Linked DNA regions of Homo sapiens: region 1 is linked to region 2. A link is a contact called in ENCODE Hi-C or POLR2A ChIA-PET data. All regions are on one chromosome and are shown on one strand. The core of a region is the stretch at or near the end of the contact, and the rest is flanking DNA. Distances in the headings are between cores, read along the strand shown. Region 1 overlaps RAD51B (RAD51 paralog B). Region 2 overlaps RAD51B (RAD51 paralog B).

What was found. A loop is a pair of places that touch in the nucleus more often than their neighbours do. ChIA-PET counts read pairs that join two places held with the same protein, here RNA polymerase II (POLR2A). Pooled maps may share reads with other maps.
Region 1: a pooled map shows a loop between it and region 2 (5-fold over the local background). The contact joins two enhancer-like sites. A Hi-C loop is called at or near these places in 2 of 37 single-sample maps with no recorded cell type and 7 of 50 pooled maps. POLR2A ChIA-PET finds 5 or more read pairs at or near these places in 1 of 52 experiments (activated T-cell).

Annotation. Positions count from the first base shown.
Region 1 is chr14:68,283,250-68,288,030 of GRCh38, forward strand. All of the region lies in intron 7 of RAD51B (RAD51 paralog B), which reads left to right. Among named protein-coding and RNA genes, the nearest start is that of RAD51B-AS1, 400 kb to the right of the region's middle. RefSeq lists enhancers at 116-185, 1,922-1,971, 2,022-2,081, 2,242-2,291. Within about 2 kb of position 2,467, at least 13 of the 41 ENCODE cell types and tissues checked have a DNase peak (open chromatin) inside an H3K27ac peak, as active enhancers do.
Region 2 is chr14:68,178,664-68,183,694 of GRCh38, forward strand. All of the region lies in intron 7 of RAD51B (RAD51 paralog B), which reads left to right. Among named protein-coding and RNA genes, the nearest start is that of RAD51B, 360 kb to the left of the region's middle. Within about 2 kb of position 3,093, at least 4 of the 41 ENCODE cell types and tissues checked have a DNase peak (open chromatin) inside an H3K27ac peak, as active enhancers do.

The DNA.
Region 1 (4,781 bases), core at 1,217-3,716, 100 kb after region 2:
AGCTGCTGGAAATTCACCTCCTCTGCCTTTCTATGGGACTCAGTGGGCAGTGATCAGGTAGCAGGCAAGGATACCCAACTACACACCAAAGCAACTTGGCCACAGGACACGTACAGTGCAGCAGAAGGCTGGTAGGATAGTTTCTTCCACATCCATGTGAACCTCAGAGTCATCTGACCATTGGCCTTGTTCTCTTCCAGGTTCTAGCTGGCCAGAGACTTTTTTGGCCTCATACTAACTGCAAAATTGCACACAGTTGGCGAATACACCACTGGAAGCCACTGTGGCTGCATTGTCACAGTTCACCAATTGTGCATGTTATTTCCTGCAGTGGGCCCAAGATCACTGACAGGATGCCGTCGGGGTTGGGCTGAAGGTGGAAACAGCACACTAGCTTGCTGTTTGTGGCCTCTTTACAACTGCCGGCCCCATCTGAGATCCGGAACCAACACGTGCTAACCTCAGCCCATTGGGGCCAGTGGGGCAGCCAGCAGTGGAACCATAGCTCTCCACACCTATGTCTATGGCACGGTAGCTGCCGGCCCACAGTTTCCACTGCATCCCCTTGCATGTGCACCCCAAGAGAAGTAGGCCAAAGAGAAAGCTGCCTTAGGGAGCCACATGGTTATCTTGTGTGTTTACTTTTGCCAAATGGCAGACACAATTCTACTTCAATGCATTTTTCTGAACTCAGTGGTCAAAAGTAGCACGGAAGCACTACTTGCGTCAGCCCCCTCTGTGATTGAGCGAGTGTGTGCTTGTGCAAAGCTGAGGAGATTTTTTTTCACCTCCTCCTTCTGCATTCCCTCAGACTGAGCCACTCTCTTCTTTAGGGGCTCCCCTACTAGGCAGAGTGTTTCTCTAGCTTTGCCTGTGGATTTCACAGTGAAATCTACAGAAGACAGTTTTCCTCAGGGCTGATAATAAGAGGTATGAACTTATTAAGATTGGAAGCATTCTCACCATAAACACAAATTATTTCAAGTTGCTCCTTCATCCCCTTTTCCTTGGCCACTGCCATTGGTTCTGTGTAGGATGGATTTCTTAAGGTTGAAGATAAGCAATGCAAAGGTGGAATTTTGAGTACAGCACTCATCCTAATGTGGGTGAAATATATGAAACATTTATTCTAAGCAGACTGCTACATTAACAGTTGTTATACATTCATTCTCTGCATATCTTTTGTGGACTCAACACTTTTAGGTACAGAGAGGTTAGGAGAATTTCCCAGAATTGCACAGCAGGTTAGTGACAGTGCCAGAAATAAAAGTCTGCCTGACTCCCACACCCATGTTTTCTTCAAGCCAAATTGAAGTTTGGCCTCTTCTCCACAAATATTTCACAAGAAAAATTCCCCACAGCCTTTCAGAATTTCCCAGAAAACAATTGTTGTGCAGTCCTTCAAGATGGAAATGGCAGGCTGGAATATTGAAACCTTATCAGCTTTTATTCTAGAACTGACAGTTGATATTTTCTGAGCTGAAGCTAAGATAAAAGTTTATTTTTGTGTTTTTTTTTTTTAATCGTGGAATGATTTTTGATTTTCCAGAGCATGGCAAAACTAAGCCAGCAAATACTAAAACCACATTTGTTTTTGTGACGCTCAAACTCCGTAACAAATATTGGGTATCTCTATACAAAGCTGGATGTGGACAGGAAGGGTTTGGGATGGGGAGAGGCATGCGTCTGGGAGCGTGGCCTTTCTGGACCTACCCTGTTCTCACTCTCTTCCTTCTGCCTCTTGCCCTCATTGCTTTCCTTATTCTCTTTCTTCCTCTTGTCTCCTTCTCACCTCCAGCTCCTACCACAGCAGACAGGTTGGGGCAGACACCGTCATGGTTGGGGAGCAGGAGGACAGCATGGGGAAAACCACTCCAGGCCTTTCTCTCAAACCTTAGTGATGAAAGGACTCAATGGACCTGAACAATTTCTCACAGGAAAGTTCCGGTCTCTGTCTCCTTAAAAGCAAGGCATTCAGTAACCCTTAACAGAGCCAGGATTAAAACTTGAATTTCTGACTTATCCCAGGCCTCTGTTTGGATAGAAAGGCTAGGTCACTGTCATATATGGCAATTAGGATCACTTCAGATACAAAAGTAACATTTTTAAAGCTGTGCCTTAAGCAGAGAGACCATTTTTAGTACAAAAAGGAAAAAAAGATTAACTGTGCCTTCAGAGCTGATGAAAGGCAGAGCCTCGTCACTTTGAAAGCATTGGATTTAGTGCCAGGCGGGTTGGTGAGTAGACTCAGCACCCACATTCTCTTCTTGCGTCTCTCTCTGGCCACCCAGATTATCCAGGGGCTGCTGTTTACTTGAGAGCTAGAAGTATCAGGACGGACTATCACTGCACCTCGCCATCCTGGCCCAGTTAAAGTGATTTTGAAACTTCCTGATGTGTGTTAGATTGTGGCAGGTTTCTGCCAGGGAGTGGGCGGGAGGAGGAAGCAGGTGTTTTTATGGGCTAGAAATGCCCCTGAGATGCCTGAGGTTGCTTCGTGAATCCTCTAGCCCAGCCTACCCCTTCAACTCTGTTGCACAGAGACATGAGTTCCATGAAAAATTTAGTTTCAAAACTTCCCGTGGGCGCCGGAAATGATAACCACATGTTATCAAGAGCCACTGAAAACCACCAAAAATTTGTCAAAATTCATATAAGATTGCCTCACATACTTGACTTTCATAGAAGCGGAAGCCATTGACCTACTTGATTTATGGTATTTATTAGCAGAGTCTGAAAAGACTTTTATCACAAGATTGATCTTGTTACAGTGTAGCATCTTGACCATCTTTCAGTGTATTTCTGGATATTAGATTTATTTGTTTATTACTTTTATAGGTGGAATTCTCTAGACCATGACATTAAGGCCTGGAGAAGTCACCTGTCAGTAGATCTGAGCTGAGAGTTTCTCTCTCTTCTCCTGTGTCCCATGTTGCCTTAGGAAGGAGAGCAGGCAGGGAAGCCTGCATGCCCTTATCTCATCTGTACTATTGGTCTTAGGTGACTCCAGTTCACTTGGTGGAAAATGGGGATTACAAAATTTGCCTCTCAGCTGCCCCCACAGAAATCTCAGTGATGGCGTTTGTCAGATTCTTGGGTCCTTAAAAAATCTGACTTTTAAATATCGAATAATTATTTTGCTGATCATGAATATCTCTTCTGCTGACCAAACAGGACCAGATATCACATTCCAACCTATTCTATCCCTGGCTGACCACAAACTCCCTCTTCTTTGTCCCCCACCAAAAGTCAGGTAAAATGAGCTGTTTCTATCAAAGGCTGTGTCTTCAGGCCTGGCCATTTCCCACTCAGGTCTCCAGTGCTATCCAATTTTCTCTTCACCTGTACATTCTAGTACTCATGGAAGGCTCCAGTATACAAAATGGCTACTCATGGGGCCCCCTCCCCTTCCACCCCACCAAAGATATTTCTAACCTTCAATGTAGAGTAAGTTAGAATTGACATATACATTGTCCCTTAAAGGCCAGGAACATTAAGCTTGAGCAGAGGGTAGGTGTAGCCTGGGTATAGTCTAGTCATAGCCTAGCTAAAGAAAGATGAGTCAGCTGAAGGCAGAGGGTCTGCATTGGGCACATAGACTGGCAGAGAGTTGGGCTCAGTTGGCTCAATCCTCTGACTAATGACCAGTTAATTCTGCTTATTCTCTCTTAACTCAAGGTATTTGCTGCCTTAAGCTACTTTTTAAATACTTAGTGGAAATAAGTCATCTATTTTCATTAGTGTGTGTGTTGTGTGTGTGTTGGTTGGATTTTCCTGGCCAGGAGCCTCTGCCTTCTGACCAAAATGACATTGATTCCCAGCCTTCTGCCTTAGCAGTTCATCCCATCTTTAACTGGTTCCCCTCTATCTCTTTTCTCTAGCTTATATGCCTTGCTGGCTGTGAAAGGAGGACCTACTGGGTGGTCTATGAATCTATACCCCGTATTTCTTTTTTAAAGATCTTAATTTTTCTCCCTATTTTTCCTTGTGGGAAGGCATTAAAAATGGGACTCAAGGTCTATGTGACACTATATGAGGTGCCATTTCCTATACAGGTGCACCTCTGTAAGCAGCATACAGTTAAGAGGGCAATGCAAAGAAGCTTTGGGAGTAAGCATTCTCTCATATATAAAGTTGAGTTGAGACAGAAGTTACTTTATACAAATATAGGGTTTCTTGTTCCTTCTAATAGGTGGATGGTATTCTTCTTCCTCGAGAGAAGCTGATTAAGTTGGATTCTGTCTATTCCTGGCTTCAGACCTAATCATGACCATTAAAAATATCTATCTTTTCCTTTGTCCAAGAATCCCACTCTGGTCTTGCATTGTAATTGGTGGTGTTGGGGGTGTGTTGCGTGTTTTCAATAAGCCTTATTTTAGGGAAATAGCAAAAATAGCATATGTACTTTCAATTAAATTGTTATTGCTTTTGAACATATTGACAGCAAATATTTGTTATTTGTCAGTAGTGGCCTATATGCTGTATAAAAGGGAATCAGGCATGGGTTTTATAGCTAAACAAGCAAGGTATAAATCAGCAAAGGATAACTAATGACAGTGGTGGGGTAACATTTTCCATAGGCCGGGTACTGTGCTAAGGACTACCTGTGCGTTATCCAGCTGAATCCTCAGAACCATGTGAGCTAAGTATTATCATACCCAGAGAGACTATGAAGCTTGCTCCATGTCACACAGCGAGTAAATGGTAGAGCCCAGGATCTAAGTTCAGGTCTGATTCCAAAGCCCTTGTCCTAAACACTGTGCAAATTGCTCTTACACAAA
Region 2 (5,031 bases), core at 1,843-4,342:
TCCCCAGTGCTGTCCAATAGCTGGCATATTGGAAATTGGCAGAATGTGGGTGCAAGAGAGAAGGGAGTTCTCAGTAAAGCACCATTAGAATTCTCCCACAGTTTGACACATTCATTTCATTGCCCCTGTTTTGTGTGGCTAGCAACTGATGTTGTTTGGCTGTGACATGCGTAAACAGATGTTGTAAAAAACCTGAAAAACAAAAAATCATCTTTCCCTACTTTTTCAGGCATACTGAAGACAGAATCCTTTTTTGGTTATCTTGAAGAGTCTGAAATAGGAAACACTTTGAAGTGTAGATAAAATTTCTGCTCTGGTCACAATGGATGCCAAGTGTTATAAAATGATTGTGGGAGTGTGTTTCTATATTGGCATTTTGATATAGAGGCAGGTAAGAGCAATGCCACCTTCCTGCAGAGTACTCTAAAACCCTTTCTTCCTTCATTAATAGTTTTCCTTTGAAGATAAAGGAACTGCTTTCATTATGTGTGAAGCATTCCTTTTACAGTTAAATTACTGTTTATTGGTGAGTGGTTTCCTTGCTGCGCTAGTATGCGGCAGATGTTTCTCATGTATCCCTAGGTTTTCAGGCTTTTTCTTTTCAGGATGAGGCTCTGTTGTCTTTTCTTTTTTTCTTTCTTGGCAAGAATCTGATTGGGATAAAACACATTTTATGCAGCAAATTAAAAATACGTATTTAAATTTACCTTTTATTTTTTACCTAAAAAGTTCGCAAACTACTTGTAGCTATTATTACTCTGAGGTCATTCCTCTGATACAAATGTATTTGTTGTTTTATTTCGGAGCTACAGATAGAAAATCTAAATACAGAATATTAAAAGTATGTAGTGTAACATGACTTGTACTTAGTAGGTACTCCGTAAATGTTTGGAACTTATGAATTGAAGGTTTCTTTCTGATCTTAGTCTAGAACAGTGCTTCACAGCCTTTCTTATGTCATAATACACATAGAAATTGATAATATTTATATGTCATATGGAATTTTTTTCAAAGAACATCTCTAGTAATAACATAATACAGAGAGGGATACAAGTTGAAAAATGCTCTTCTATGTTGTTATTGTAACTTTTAGGAGTAAGACTACCATAGAAAGCATGCATTAGAATGCTAGGCTATGACATGGGTAAACAGATGTTACATCTTTCAGGGCATCACACCATAGGAGTGGTATGCCTTACATCACATGGGAGATGTGAATGGCTTATAAGGAGTCCCAAACACTAGGACACCAGCCAGTTGAGGTCTGACTTCAAGACAGTTGGGTCTTGCACAGATGGTAGAAACAGATGGTAGAATGTATATTTGTGTATGGGGGGAGAGGGTGCCCTGTATTCCACCCTTTATTCCCCCCTTGCATTCTGAGACTAGAGCTTGGCCTATGGCACCGACAATTCCTCAGTCCTGAATAACATGTATAGGCTACAGCATTGCCTAGTTCCATAAGTCACCCTAATGGTTAAAGTTTTGCCACCTGTCACCTTAAAATACCCCAACTTTGAATGGATTCTGAACCATAGCCTACGTGTTTAGAATGTCTAGTTTGATGGAGCACAGATGGTTTGGGGAGCGCTAACATTCATCTTTACTTTGCCTTCATCTATTATTTTGCCCAAACGTGTTTATCCTACAGCCTGCTTACTAATGGCTCAGTTTGTTCTAGCTAGTTGTGGTTTGGGAGTAGGAGGCCACTCTGCCCACTGTTAGATGAGGGGATTGTAAATGTTAGAGAGGGCCGGGGTAGAGGAGTACTCTTTTTAAGAAAAGTAGTTGACTTTGATAATGAAAAAGTATCATCATGATTATCGTCATGCTGTTGAGTGCTTTACTACATTTCAGGCACGATAAGGTTATATATTTAATACTTACAACTTTATGAGCAGCTGTCGTCATTATCGCCACTTTACAAATATGGAAACCCAGGCAAAAAGAGGCTAAGTAACTTTGCCAAGGTCTCACAGGTAGCAAATTGCAGAGCCAGAATGCAAAACTACTGCCTTATGATCTGCTTCTCTAAGTAGCTGGGAATGGAGAAAGACGGCGAGCAGATGTATAGAATGCACTGATTAGGGTGACTGGGTGAGCTCTGTGCTGAGTTATACTTCAAGATGTACAGGACAGAGTTAGGGAAATGTGAGACCAAGGGCTTTTCTGGGCAGGAACAACCATACTGGCTGCTGTGGCAAGGTTAGAGCCTGCCAGGTAACTACAGTGAGACTTCCTTTTCATACAGATTGGGGGAACTGGCAAGACAAGTTATCATCACCTCCACATAGCAGGTGAGGGAAGGGAAGCAACAGCAGAGGCATTGGTGTTTTGTATTTAGAAGGGCACATAGCCTAATGCTAAAACTCACCCATTAGTTACATCAATGTTTGGATGCTCTTTGAAAGACTTCTCAGGAGAGGTGTGAGAATGATTTGATTTGAAGGTGGGTTTTAGTCTTGACCGTGTGCCACAGCAAACAAAATGAAACTCCCCTTGAGATAAAGGTAATCAAGATGAAGGTGTATTTACAAAGATGAGCAGTGGGATTTATCCAGTGACTCTGGAAGGTAATCCCCAGATTTAGTGCTCCATGAATACCTTGCCATGTTCCTAAGCTGGTAAATTACTCTGAGTTTTATGAGAGCGGATTGTGGGAAGCATCTAGATGAAATTCAGCCTGTTTCACCTCGAGTCCAGGGCTCACTAATGCACCCCAGGTGTGCAGACTGCCCAGGCTTTCTGCCTTGGAAGCCTCAAGGAACTTTCATCCCAAAGGGAAGCTTTGAAGAATACCAAGGACCTTTCTATCTGTCCTTGATTTTTTGTCATTTTTCTGCCCACATTTGGTAATTGGAGATATTTGTGGTGTTAAAGCCGGACTTGTTCCTTCTCAGCCTGCCCCCTCCAGTAGTGAAATTTTAAGCCTGTGGCTTTGATTATGCAAAGCAGTGATTTCTCTGCAGTGTCCCTCAGATGTAAAAGGAGAATGACTGAAATACTAGAAAGGAAGTTACGGGAAATCACCAAACAACCATTTTCCATGTCTACAGATCCTTTCATCTGAGGGCAAAAGAAGCTGGAGAGGGTGCCTCCAAAGGTGGGGGTTTGGAGGAGCACAATTTAAAATTCTCTGGGTTGTAGGCTAAGGATCAAAGGGTTATGTCCTCAGAATTACACGGTGAGTCACTGGAAAAACTCTGAGTAAAAGTCAGGCATCCTGTTTTCCAATCTTATATGCCTAATAATTTCAACTGGCTTTAAGACAGTACATTTATGTATATTTTTCATTTAGATCCATTGCCACCTAAAGAATATAATGATGTATGCATTATATAGATTATGGTTTCCATGCCCTAGAGCATCATGAGGTGTTTTGCCATGAGAATACAGTGGGTTAGGTGAAGAGGTGCTTGAGAAGCCTTGGTGTCTAATGTGTGGTCTCAGTACTCTGTGGAATCTCCTCCTCCCTTACAAACCACTGCCTCTATTCAAGCCATCTTGTGCTTCAATTTAGAAGTTCTCCTTTAAGAGAGAGTTTTCCAAAGCTAAATTAACAGCTATGCAGTGTACTGAGTAACTCTGTGATTTACTTTTTCCAATTTTGACTGCTGTAAGCATTTCAGTTTGTTTCCCACTAGTTTGGATCAACATGTTGGTTTTAACTTTATCTCCAAATGTAATGATTTTACATATTATAGACAAATGTGTTTGCACAGTTAAGGGCAGCAGGATTTGCTTGAACAGAGAATATGTGAGTTCTGTAACTTTTAATATTCAATTCAATTTAAATTCTTTTTCATATGTCCTTTTTATATATTCCAGTTTCTGATTATGGGTAACCTGACTTGAAGGTCAGACCATCTGAAGTGAAGATGGTTAAATTGTATGTGTTTGCACATGCATACACGTGTGTGTGTGTGTGCATGCATCCACATACACATGGGTGTTCATGTGGTAAAGGAGAGCCAGAGAGATGTTTAATTTCCTCACCACATTGTAGAAACTGAAAGAGACATGTACTGCAGAAACAAATTCTGAGATACGTTTGCTAACCACTTTTTTAGGTTTCACCTTCCGGGGAAAATGTTAAGGCATTTGCAAACATGCCTAGTTTCTTAGCGATTTAAGGCGCATAGACTCTCTGTGACTACACCTAGAGAGGTAAGACATGGAAAAGAACATAAGCTTTGAGCCACCTAGATTAGGGGCTTAATCTGGCCACACCACTTTTTAGATGTATAACTTCAGGTTGATTACTGGACCTGTATTCCTTTTCTTTCCTTGGTTGACACTTGTTCCAACTTATGATGTTGGTTTATGATTTTGATTTTAGTTTGGTTAACTTCTTATTTGGGGGATTTTGACTGACTTAATTTGTTCTCATCTTGTGTTAGGGTTCTCTAGAGGGGTAGAACTAACAGGATAGATGAATATATGAAGGGAAATTTATTAAGTAGTATTGACTCACACGATCACAAGGTGAGGTCCCACAATAGGCTCTCTGCAAGCTGAGGAGCAAGGAAGCCAGTCCAAGTCCCAAGACCTCAAAAGTAGGGAAACCAACAGTGCAGCTTTCAGTCTGTGTCCAAAGGCCCAAGAGCCCCTGGCAAATCACTGGTGTAAGTCAAGAGTCTAAAAGCTAAGGAATTTGGAGTCTGATGTTCAAGCGCAGGAAGCATCCAGCACAGGAGAAAGATGAAGACTCAGCAAGTCAAGTCCAACTTCTGCCTGCTTCTTTCTAGCCACACTGGCAGCTGATTAGATGGTGCCCACCAAGATTGAGGGTGGGTCTGCTTCTCCAAGTCCACTGACTCAAATGTTTAACTTTTTGGCAACACCCTCACAGACACACCCAGGAATAATACTTTGCATCCTTCAGTCCAATCAGGTTGACACTCAGTATTATAACCGTCACACATCTGTTATCCTATTGATCCTGATTCTTGACCTCTAGCCGCAGTTCCATTCAGAGAAGATTAGAATTGTTTCAGAGTTGGGCTAGGCACGATGGTTCACACCTGTAAT